Regions from separate parts of the Homo sapiens genome. Here region 2 is linked to region 1. Evidence: chromatin contacts called from ENCODE Hi-C or POLR2A ChIA-PET data. All regions are on one chromosome and are shown on one strand. Each heading gives the region's core, a stretch centred on a gene start or an enhancer-like site at or near the end of the contact. The rest is flanking DNA. Distances are from core to core; before and after follow the strand shown.

Region 1 (4,774 bases), core at 732-3,231:
TCCGGAGGGCTCAGGACCATGGGGTGGGAGCCAGCCCTTGGGGGCGTGGGCCCTCGGACAGGACCGAGTCTGCAGGCAGGGCTAGGGGCTGGGGGCTGCGGGAGGGCCTGGGGATCGGGGCAGCAGGGGTTGTGAGATATGGCCGAGGACAGGGTGGGAGGCGATGGGGGGCTGGCAGTGGGCGGAAAGGCAGGGCTGTGGGTCCTGAGGGATTGCAGAGGGTGGGCGTTCTCAGGAGTGGCGGGTCCTGGGGGATTGCAGAGGGTGGGCGTTCTCAGGAGTGGGCACAGCCTGAAGTGTTGGGTTGTGGGGGGACTTGGAAATGGGCCCCGGGTGCAGGGTCGCCCCAGCCCGGCACCCACGCATCCCCTTCTGTCTCTGGATGGGCCCGTCCTGGACAGTGCATAGTAGTGGGATCACACACATCTGTGCCTGGCGTCTCTCACAGAGCGTGACGTCCTCAAGGTGCGTCTGCGCTGTGGCCTAGGTCGGCCTCGCTGCTGTTCATGGCTGTGTCGTGTTCTGGCACGTGGATGGGCCACGCCACATGCTGGTCCACTCGCCTATCCGTGGACACTGGGCTGCTTCCTCGGGTGGCTGTTGTGAGTGGTGCTGCTGTGGACGTGCATGGCCACGTTTCTGTGTGGTGTGGAATTGCTCGGTGGTGTGGTGACTCCAGCGTTAGCCTCTTGAGGAATCCCAGACTGCCAAGCAGCCGTGTGTGAGGATCCGCCTCCGCCTCCGCCTCCTGGTTTTGGGCCCTGACTCTTGGTTGGTTGTGCCTGGTGTCCGCATTGTTCTCCTGCCCCCATCCCCTCCCGGTCCAGGTCTCCACACCCTGCCAGGTCCCCAAGGCATGGACTCCAGGTCACATGCCATGTGTGAAGCCCTCCCCTTGAAGAACCCGGTCCCCTGAGCCTCCTGGGGTTGCCGCCTGGAAGGGGCGTCCACAGACGTGGGGGGCTCAGAGACCGTAGGGAGGGAGGAGCTGCCAGGAGCACCGTGCTGGCCTAGGGGACTCGGACACAGGCGAGCTCAGGGCCCCTGCTGCTGGAGGGGTCCCTCAGCTATGGTGTACCCCGAGGACGGTCATGGGGTCGCCCCAGAGCTGCCCAAGGTGCCCCCTCCCCAAGCTCCGTCCACCGTGGGGCCTGGGCCCTGCTGCCCATCAGCTCAGGACTGTGTGGCCTCAGAGCTGAGGAGCGCCCTGAGTGTGGAAAAGGTCAGCGTAGCTCTGGGGCTGTGGCTGCCGTGAGATGGAACCTGCAGCAGGAAGGGGTGCTGACAGGAGCTGAGGGGAGTCCCTGCAGGGGAGGGGCTGCTGAGCCCCAAGGCAGGGGGTGGGCCACCCCCTAGCACTGGTGGGCCCCTGGATGGGGACCCCGGTATCAGCAGCTGCCTTGGGCCCAGCAGAGCTGTTTGTGGCCACCAGCACACGGGGCCGGGGTCGGGGGGTCCCAGGCTCTACCCAGAGAACCTGTCTCCCAGAGGAACATACCGAGGCTTGGAGGAGCTTGGGTGTCTGAGGTTATTCAACTCAGAAGGTGGAGCCAGGCTTTGATCCTGCCTGACCCAGAATCTTTGACAAGGATTGGCCAAGACCCCAGATCCCAGCGGGCCTGTCCCTTCCCCTAAAGGGCCGTTCTGGCAAGGGTGTCGCAGGTCCCCGTGGGCAGCTGGAAGGGCTGCCAAGGGTCCCAGCTCTGGTGGCAGTGGGTTGTAGCGTCCTGACTGCAGGGAGCAGGCAGAGGCCGCGGACAGTTGGGACGGCCTGGCAGGGTGACCCCCACTGTGCCTGACCACCTCCATCTGGTCTCTGGGACAGGAGTCCCGACCCCCAGCCCCTGTTGCCCGGCCACTGTCTCTGGAGCGCCGGGCAGAGACGTGCCTCTCCCCCACGGGATTGCACAAGTGCCTGCGTGTGGCTGGACGGCAATTACTGGAAGTCCCGGAGATTTCTTCACTCCAGGGCTTGGCCGGGAGTGGCCGCCGCCTCCCCTTCCTGCCGCCCTCGGCAGTGAGCATGCTGGGCGGACGCCTGGAAAGCTTTCCCTGCCACCACGGGCCAGCCTGGGTCCCTGCACTCGCCAGGTAGGGCCTGGTGGGGGCTCAGCCTGGCGGGCGTCTGGCCGTGTGCCAGAGGCCGCGGGGCACGTGGGAGCTGTCCCTGGCGTCTGATGGTGTGGGGCTCGGCTCTGTAGCCCAGGAACGTTCTCAGTGGGGATGCTGGTGTGTGATTAGCCTGAAACGAGGTCTGGGTGCTCTTCCAGCTCTGCGTGGCCCCTGACCCCCCTCCTTGGGAGACCTCACTGTGGAGCCCCTGCTGCCTCTGAGGGACAGGGCTGGGTCCAGTGTCCCCTGGGCTCCCCTGGGTGCCGGGCCCGGGTTGGACTCTCCCTCCACAGTCTCACACCGGCTGCTGACAAAGCCAGATGTGGGGGAGTCAGCCTGCAGCTCCACTGCTCACAGTCTGGGTGCCTGGTCCTACGGCTGCCCTGTGACCTGGGCAGCCCTGTCGGGCCCACCTTAATCGTTGTAGTTGGGGCCGGGGAGGCCAGGAAAGGCGCTGTGGGCAGCACAAAGGAGTTGGGTGGCACTGCTGATGGCGGGTGGGGGTGAGTGGGGAGGGGAAGGAGCGCCTTTTGGTTCCGGCCCAGGAGGTAGCAGGAGCTGCAGCCCAGGCTGGGACCGGTCATGCCCGAGGGAGAGGCGGCCGGGGAGCACCACTCTCCACCACCGTTGGACTCTCAGGACGTCCCCGTCTCCCTCTGCAGATCATGATGCTGCCGCCACCGCCGCCACCACGGAGCGAGAAGCCCAGATAGACGCCCCGGCGGCCCCGGGTCCTGGAGTCCCGCCGCCTGCTGCCCGGCCGAGGACCCCACCCCGCCTGCCGCCCGATGCTTGCAGTGGGGCCCGCCATGGACAGGGATTACCCGCAGCATGAACCCCCGCCGGCGGGCAGCCTCCTGTACAGCCCGCCGCCCCTGCAGGTGAGCCCCACCCCCGGCCCCGGCCCACCCGACGGGGTCCACGGGCACTTGCCCCGCTCCGAGTGCCCGGGGTCACGTCGTGCGGAATGCTGCCCCAGTGGACGCGGCGTGATCTCCACCTGACCTTCCTGGCCCGGAGCCCGGCTCCACCCGCCCCCGTGGGCCCTGGAGAAGGGTCCCCATGGGGATGTGAATGGGAGGCTACTCATGGCCCCAGCTTTTCAAGAAGCACATTTGAGGAGATTCTCCCTGCTGCAGAGCTTCCAGTTCCTTCGCCGTCAGCTGTAGGGGGGGCTCAACTTTACTTGTAGGAACCTGTCAGTGAGGGAATTACTTAAAAAATATGTTTCTGGCCAAGTGGCTCGTGCTTGTAATCCCAGCACTTTGGGAGGTGGAGGTGGGCAGATCACCTGAGGTCCCGAGTTCAAGACCAGCCTGGCCAACATAGTGAAACCTCGCTTCTGCTAAAGATACCAAACTTAGCCAGGCGTGGTGGCGGACGCCTGTAATCCCAGCTACTCGGGAGGCTGAGGCAGGAGAATTGCTTAAATCTAGGAGGCAGAGGCTGCAGTGAGTGGAGACGGCGCCACTGAACTCTAGCCTGGGCGACAAGAGTGAGACTCCATCTCAAAAAAATGAAAAATAGGCCTGGCACGGTGGCTCACGCCTGTAATCCTAGCACTTTCAGAGGCCAAGGCGGGCAGATCACTTGAGGTCAGGAGTTTGAGACCAGCCTGGCCAACATGGTGAAACCCTGTCTCTACTAAAAATACAAAAAATTAGCCTGGCGTGGTGGCAGGTGTCTGTAATCCCAGCTACTTGGGAGGCTGAGGCAGGAGAATCGCTTGAACCTGGGAGGCAGAGGCTGCAGTGAGCAGAGATTGCACCACTGCACTCCAGCCTGGGTGACAGAGCGAAACTGTGGCTCAAAAAGAAAAAAAAAAATTTTTAAATTAAAAATATATAAACGTGTATATATATATTTATTTTTATTTTATTTCATTTTATTTTATTTTGTTTTGTTATTTTTAAAACACGGTTTCACTCTGTTGCCCAGGCTGGAAGTGCAGTGGTGCGATCTCGGCTCACTGCAGCCTCTGCCTCCTGGGCTAGTGATTCTCCTGCCTCAGCCTCCTGAGTAGCTGGGACCACAGGTACGCGCCACCATGCCCGGCAGATTTTTAAAATTTTCTCGTAGAGATGAGGTTTTGCCCCGTTGGACACGCTGGTCTCAAACTCCCGGGCTCAGTTGACCCGCCTGCCTTGACCTCCCAAAGTGCTGGGATTACAGGCGTGAGCCACCGCGCCCGGCCCTGCCTGGGGATTTACCTGGAGACAGAGGGGCTGCCCTCTCCTATCAAGCAGCAGGACCTGCTCCAGGACTCCAGGGTCTCCTGGGTACTCCCTAGCCCAACACCCAGGTTGGCCTGTGGGGCGAACATCACAGACACCCCTCGGCAGTCCATCCTCAGAGGGCTTTGGGCAGCTTCCTGCCATGTTCTGACCGTCCAGAGGGGGCTCTGAGCTGGGGCCAGGGTACCCCTCTCGTAGCAGGGTCCCTGTTGCGGCCCAGACCCCTCCTGTCCCCCTCCCTAGTTCCTGAGTCCCTTGGGGTTGAGGCTGGATCCTCACAGCTGCCCCGGTGGAGCTCGAGTACCGGCCGTCGGTCAGCCTCCTGGGCCACCATAAAGGGGACTGGCCAAGCCACATCCCCACCGGAACAGCTCCATCCCCCGAAACCCGCCAGGAGCTTGTTCCGATCCAAGAATTCTATCTCGGAA
Region 2 (5,086 bases), core at 1,901-4,400, 87 kb before region 1:
GGAGGACGTGAGCAGGGGCCCAGGACGCTCCCGGCTTCACCGGGCCAGGTGGAGGAACAAGAGCCGAGCACACAGTCAGGCTTCCGGGTCTTTAATGGGGCGGGGGCTGGGGGCAGTTCATCCAGAGGTGGCTCCGAAGCTGAGGTCAACCTTGGCGGCTGGCTCTGCAGGGCAGAGGGGATGGTAAGCGGCCCGTCAGGCTGGGGGGATCTTGAGAGGCGGAAGGAGAGCCCCATGGGTGGCAGCCACAGCTCAAAGCTGAGGAGGAGCTTCCCTGGCCCAGTCCCCAGAGCTTTCAACACAGGCAGGGCCTGGGGCCCAGGCAGAAGCCTGCACTGCCCTCTGGTGGCCTCCTTGGCAGGCGCGGCTTCCCCAGGTGGCCGGGACCCCAGGAGCTGGCTGGGCCCACCTGGCATCCCTGCCCAGCCCCTGGCCGGGCCTCGGGACACCGGGTACGCACCGCCTACTCCAGGGCCTTCACCAGGGCCTCGTTGGCCTCGATTCGGATCTGGATCTCTGCCCGCGTGGCCTCGTCAGCTGTCCCCACCAGCTCCGCCTGGGCCTTCTCCAAGTTTGCCTTGGCTGCCTGCAAGGGGTTGAGGGGCGGTGAGGGGCCAGCAGCGACCCCAGCCCGGCTCCTGGTCCCCCAGCGCTCCCTCCCCCGCAGCCTGGACAGCTCCAACCTGCTGAGCCTCAGGTCCCCTCTGACACTCACCCCCAGGTCCAACATGTCCAGCGTCACGGCCTCTTCGGCCAACAACTGCACCGAAGAGTCGGCGTTCACTGCGATGGAACCGCTGCTCACTGGGGGAATGGGGCGGGGGGAAGGCGTGAGACCCCAAAGGGCTGCACAGCCTCAGGGACTCCCCTGGTCAAGTCCAGAGCCCCCTGTGAACCAGGAGCTCCACAAACATCCAAGTCTGTGTCCTGAGTGTGCAAACAGACCCACAGGACTGGCCCTGGGCCCAACATGGCGGGCAACTGCTAGAGAAGAACAAAACAGGGGCCGCAAGAAAGGACTAGAAGCTGGAGGAACCCCCAAAAGCACTGCCTGGGGACAGAGGCCCTCCCTCTGACCCACCACCCATGGGTTGAGCTGGGGTCAGGGCCAAAGGCAAGCTGAGTTCAAATCTGGCCACCACTGGAAACCAGTGAGGCTTAGAACTGCTTTTTTTCCTGCACAAATGACCTTCCTCCCCTAATCTGATCAGCCCTCCCAACATGGTTTTTTGAGGGGTTTTTTTGGCACAGGGTCTCACTCTTGTTGCTCAGGCTGAAGTGCAGTGGCATGATCTTGGCTCACTGCAGCCTTGACTTCCCCGGCTGAAGCGGTCCTCTTGCTTCAGCCTCCCGAGTAGCTGGGACTACAGGTGTGCACCACTACAACCAGCTAATTTTTTGTAGTATGGGATTTCACTATGTTGCCCAGGCTGGTCTCAAACTCCTGGGCTCAAGAGACCCTCCCACCCCGGCCTTCCAAAGTGCTAGGATTACAGGTGTGAGCCACCGCACCCAGCCTCGCCTGGTCAGTTTCTTTTTATTTTTTGTAGAGACAGGGTCTCACTATGTTGCCAAGGCTAGTCTCAAACTCCTGGGCTTAAGCGATTCTCCCACTTCAGTCTCCCAAAGTGCTGAGATTACAGGCATGAACCACTGGGCCTGGGTGGTTTTACATCTCTTGCTTCGACCATCCTACATTGGTTGGTCCAGAGCCAGTCATAAACCGGCTGAGAGCAGGGTCCCCTCTGGTTCGCTTTCATCACCGGCCAGCCCAGGCTCCTCAGTGGACAAACCTGCTAAAACTGTATTTTTCTTATTTGAGATGGAGTTTCACTCTTGTTGCCCAGGCTGGAGTGCAGTGGCACAATCTCCTCAGCCTCCTGACTAGCTGGGACTACAGGCACCCGCCACCACGCCTGGCTAATTTTTTGTATTTTTAGTAGAGACGGGGTTTCACCGTGTTAGCCAGGATGGTCTCGATCTCCTGACCTCGTGATCCCCCCGCCTCGGCCTCCCAAAGTGCTGGGATTACAGGCGGGAGCCACCGCACCCGGCCAGTTTTCTGTATTTTTAGAAGAGACGGGGTTACATCATGTTGGCCAGGCTGGTCTCCGAACTTCTGACCTCAGGTGATCCACCTGCCTCGGCCTCCCAAAGTGCTGGGATTACAGGCTTGAGCCACCGTGCCCGGCCTAAAACTATTTTTTCTCGCAGCCTCAACTGAGACGGAGACTGACCTGGGATGTGGAGCCCCAGCCTGGCCTGGCCCTGCAGCCCTCCACCGGACTCACCAAAGTATTTGGAGGTGGTGCCGTCCTCTGCATGCACCACGACCAGCCCCGGCCGCAGGACCTGCAGCGTGGGCACGTGGGCCGCCAGGATGCCGAAGGCTCCGGTCAGCGTGGGCACGTCCACCTGCCGGACGTTGGCACCGTTGAAGAACACCTGCAGACAACAGCGTGGGGAATGATGGCGGGGCAGGCCGGCCCCGCGCCCACCGGGCACTCGGCCTGTCCTGCTAAGTAATGGGTCAGGGCAGGACCTGGCGCTGATGTGAGGCACTGAGACAACCCAGCGCAGGGATCCGAAGTTGCAGCTTTGGTCCTCAACAGTTGCGCCTCATTCTACTGATCCGCGAAATGGGAATGCAACGATCCGGCGACACCCAGGCTTTGGCCAGGGAGATCGGGGAGGGCACCCAGGAGACGCTTATCTCGGGGAGGTGCCCGGGACGAGGGCAGCGCAGGGCTCGGGCAGCAGAGGCAGGGCCGAGGGTCCAGGGCTGAGTAGCCTCGGCTTCCGGGGCGCGCGGGTCCGGGGGCCCGGAAGCGGGGGTCGCGCCCTGGGGGTGGGGACCCTGGACTCCGGGGGCGGCGGCCACGGAGGGTCCCGACCCGCAGCGCCCGAACCTGCGTGGGAGAGGCGAAGGTGAAGGACATCTGGTTGGGGCCAGAGGCGGCAGCCGGGGCGGCGGCGGCCTCGGCATAGGCACGGGCGTGGCGGACGAGGCGGCCAAGTCCCGGGCGGCGGAGCAGCGCGGCGGGCAGCATGGCAGCGGCGGGCGGCAGGAAGCGGGTAGCTGGCGGACAGCGGACTCCGGCGCGGCGCGGGCGGCCTGGAGGGCGAGGAGGACGACGCGCAGGGACGTCTGGGAGGAGGAGTCCCGGCGAGAGCGCAAGCGCGAACTACGACTCCCGGCAGGGCGCACGCGACGTTGACGACGCAGTGCCCCGTCGTGAGGTATTCTGGGGGTTGCAGTTTTGTTCCGGCCCGGGCTGCGGCAGAACCAGGGGGTGGTCAGATAAGGGCGGTGAAACCGTCCTGGGAGGTGGAGTAAAACGAACTTCAGTGAAATTCAAGATTCGGCTGCGTGGTGGCTCACGACTGTAATACCAGCGCTTTAGGAGGCTGAGGCCAGAGGATCACTTGAGGCCAGGAGCTGGAAACCAGCCTGGGCAATAGTGTAGATCGCCCCCACCCCCGACCCGTCTGTACAAAAAAAAAAAAAAAGATTTTTGGGGCGCTCATTGGATGCAGGGCCCTGGATAGACATCAAGAAAACATCAAGTTTCCGGCTCTGGGCCAGGTGTGGTGGCTCCAACCTGTAATCCCAGCACCTTGAGAGGCCAAGGCAGGAGAATCACTTGACCCCAGGAGATGGAGACCAGTCTGGGCAACAGAGGGAGACCCCGTCTCTACAAATAATCAAAATTAGCCGGGCGTGGTGATGCACGCCTGTGGTCCCAGCTACTGGGGAGGCTGAGGCGGGAGCATCGCTTGGGCCTAAGGAGATTGAGGCTGCAGTGAGCTATCATTGCGCCACTGCCTAGCCTGGGCAACAGAGTGAGAATCCCACTCTGGGGCCGGGGGTTATTTAGCAGACATTTGAGATCATTAATAAGCAGGTCAGGCCGGGCGCGGTGGCTCACGCCTGTAATTCCAGCACTTTATCCGATCTGGAGGGCGAGGCAGGCGGATCACCTGAGGTCAGGAGTTTGAAACCAGCCTGGTCAACATGGCGAAACCTCGTCTCTACTAAATATACAAAAATTAGCCGAGCATGGTGGTGGGCGCCTGTAATCCCAGCTACTCGGGAGGCTGAGGCAGGAGAATAGCTCGAACCCGGGCGGGGGGGGGGGGGGGAGGTTGCAGTGAGCCGAGATCGCGCCACTGCACTCCAGCCTGGGCGACTGAGCAAGACTCTGTCTCAAACAAAAAAATAAATAAAATTTAAAAACAAACAGGTCGTAGTGGTAGGTGGTGGCAAAAGCCAAAAATAAATCACAGTAAAAGCCGAGAAAGTGTGCAGGACGGGACAGGGTGGAAGGCTGCAGGTGCAGCTGTTCTAGGAAACGGCGACCGCGGCGAGGGGCACAGCGCGGGCGACGCGGGAGGGCTCGCTGGGGATCCCGGACCCCGGCGCGCTGCTCCTCGACGCCGGCAGAGGGCGCTCCGCGCCCGGAGATGCGCTCGCCGACCCCCCACCTCCTGCCTGGCCGTCGCCCCCGTGCGCCTCTGACGCAGGAGCGCGTGCGCGGGCGGCTCGGGGCTCCGCTGCCGTCAGCCAGCGGCCCGCGCAGCCTCGCTCGCGGCTATGACGTCACCGCCCCGCCCCCGCGCTCACGCAGGTCTGCGGCACCCGGCCGGGCCCCCAGCCCCGCTCCTTAGGCTCCGGGAAAATGCGGAATCGGGGATGGCGGGGGTTGGGGCTCGGGCTCCCTGGAAAGGGCCTTGAGCCTGGCGCGGTGGGCTGGACCCCAGGGGTGCAGGGAGCAGGGGAGGCCCTGGGGCTGTGGCTTTACAAGGGTGCAGCCAGGGAGATCCAATGCCTCCTGCTGTGGGCGAATCCGACACGATCCGTGGCTCCCTACATCCGGAGGCTGCACCCTCGCCCCCTGCCCGTGTTCAGGCCAGTGCAATGGCGGGCGCCACTGTCCCCTGGAACCCAAGCACCTGAAGAAGGCCCTGCTGGTCCGACTCAGGATGAAGGCGTGGGCCTGGCTCCTCCCACCGGGCCAGCGCTGTGACGGTCACTTGGAGCCTGGTCATCCTGGCCCTGGCTCGGGGGGTGCAGAGGAGGAGGCCT

Evidence for each region. A loop is a pair of places that touch in the nucleus more often than their neighbours do. ChIA-PET counts read pairs that join two places held with the same protein, here RNA polymerase II (POLR2A). Pooled maps may share reads with other maps.
Region 2: a loop to region 1 is called in a map of gastrocnemius medialis, with 2.1 times the contacts of the local background. The contact joins the promoter of ATP5F1D here to the enhancer-like site in region 1. A Hi-C loop is called at or near these places in 1 of 168 maps with a recorded cell type or tissue (gastrocnemius medialis) and 4 of 50 pooled maps. POLR2A ChIA-PET finds 5 or more read pairs at or near these places in 4 of 52 experiments (AG04449, H1, MCF 10A and 1 more).

The regions. Positions count from the first base shown.
Region 1 is chr19:1,152,403-1,157,176 of GRCh38, reverse strand. SBNO2 (strawberry notch homolog 2) reads left to right here. Exons shown (of 32, transcript NM_014963.3): 2 at 2,775-2,993. The coding sequence starts at 2,901. Among named protein-coding and RNA genes, the nearest start is that of SBNO2, 19 kb to the left of the region's middle. Within about 2 kb of position 1,981, at least 27 of the 41 ENCODE cell types and tissues checked have a DNase peak (open chromatin) inside an H3K27ac peak, as active enhancers do; they include gastrocnemius medialis, where a contact is called at or near this core.
Region 2 is chr19:1,239,815-1,244,900 of GRCh38, reverse strand. It overlaps ATP5F1D (ATP synthase F1 subunit delta), which reads right to left and starts at 3,150. Exons shown (of 4, transcript NM_001687.5): 1 at 2,910-3,150; 2 at 2,292-2,445; 3 at 716-804; 4 at 76-586. The coding sequence starts at 3,050. The coding sequence ends at 464. RefSeq lists enhancers at 54-213, 3,281-3,350, 3,391-3,520, 4,387-4,945 and silencers at 414-573, 2,871-2,980, 4,320-4,679.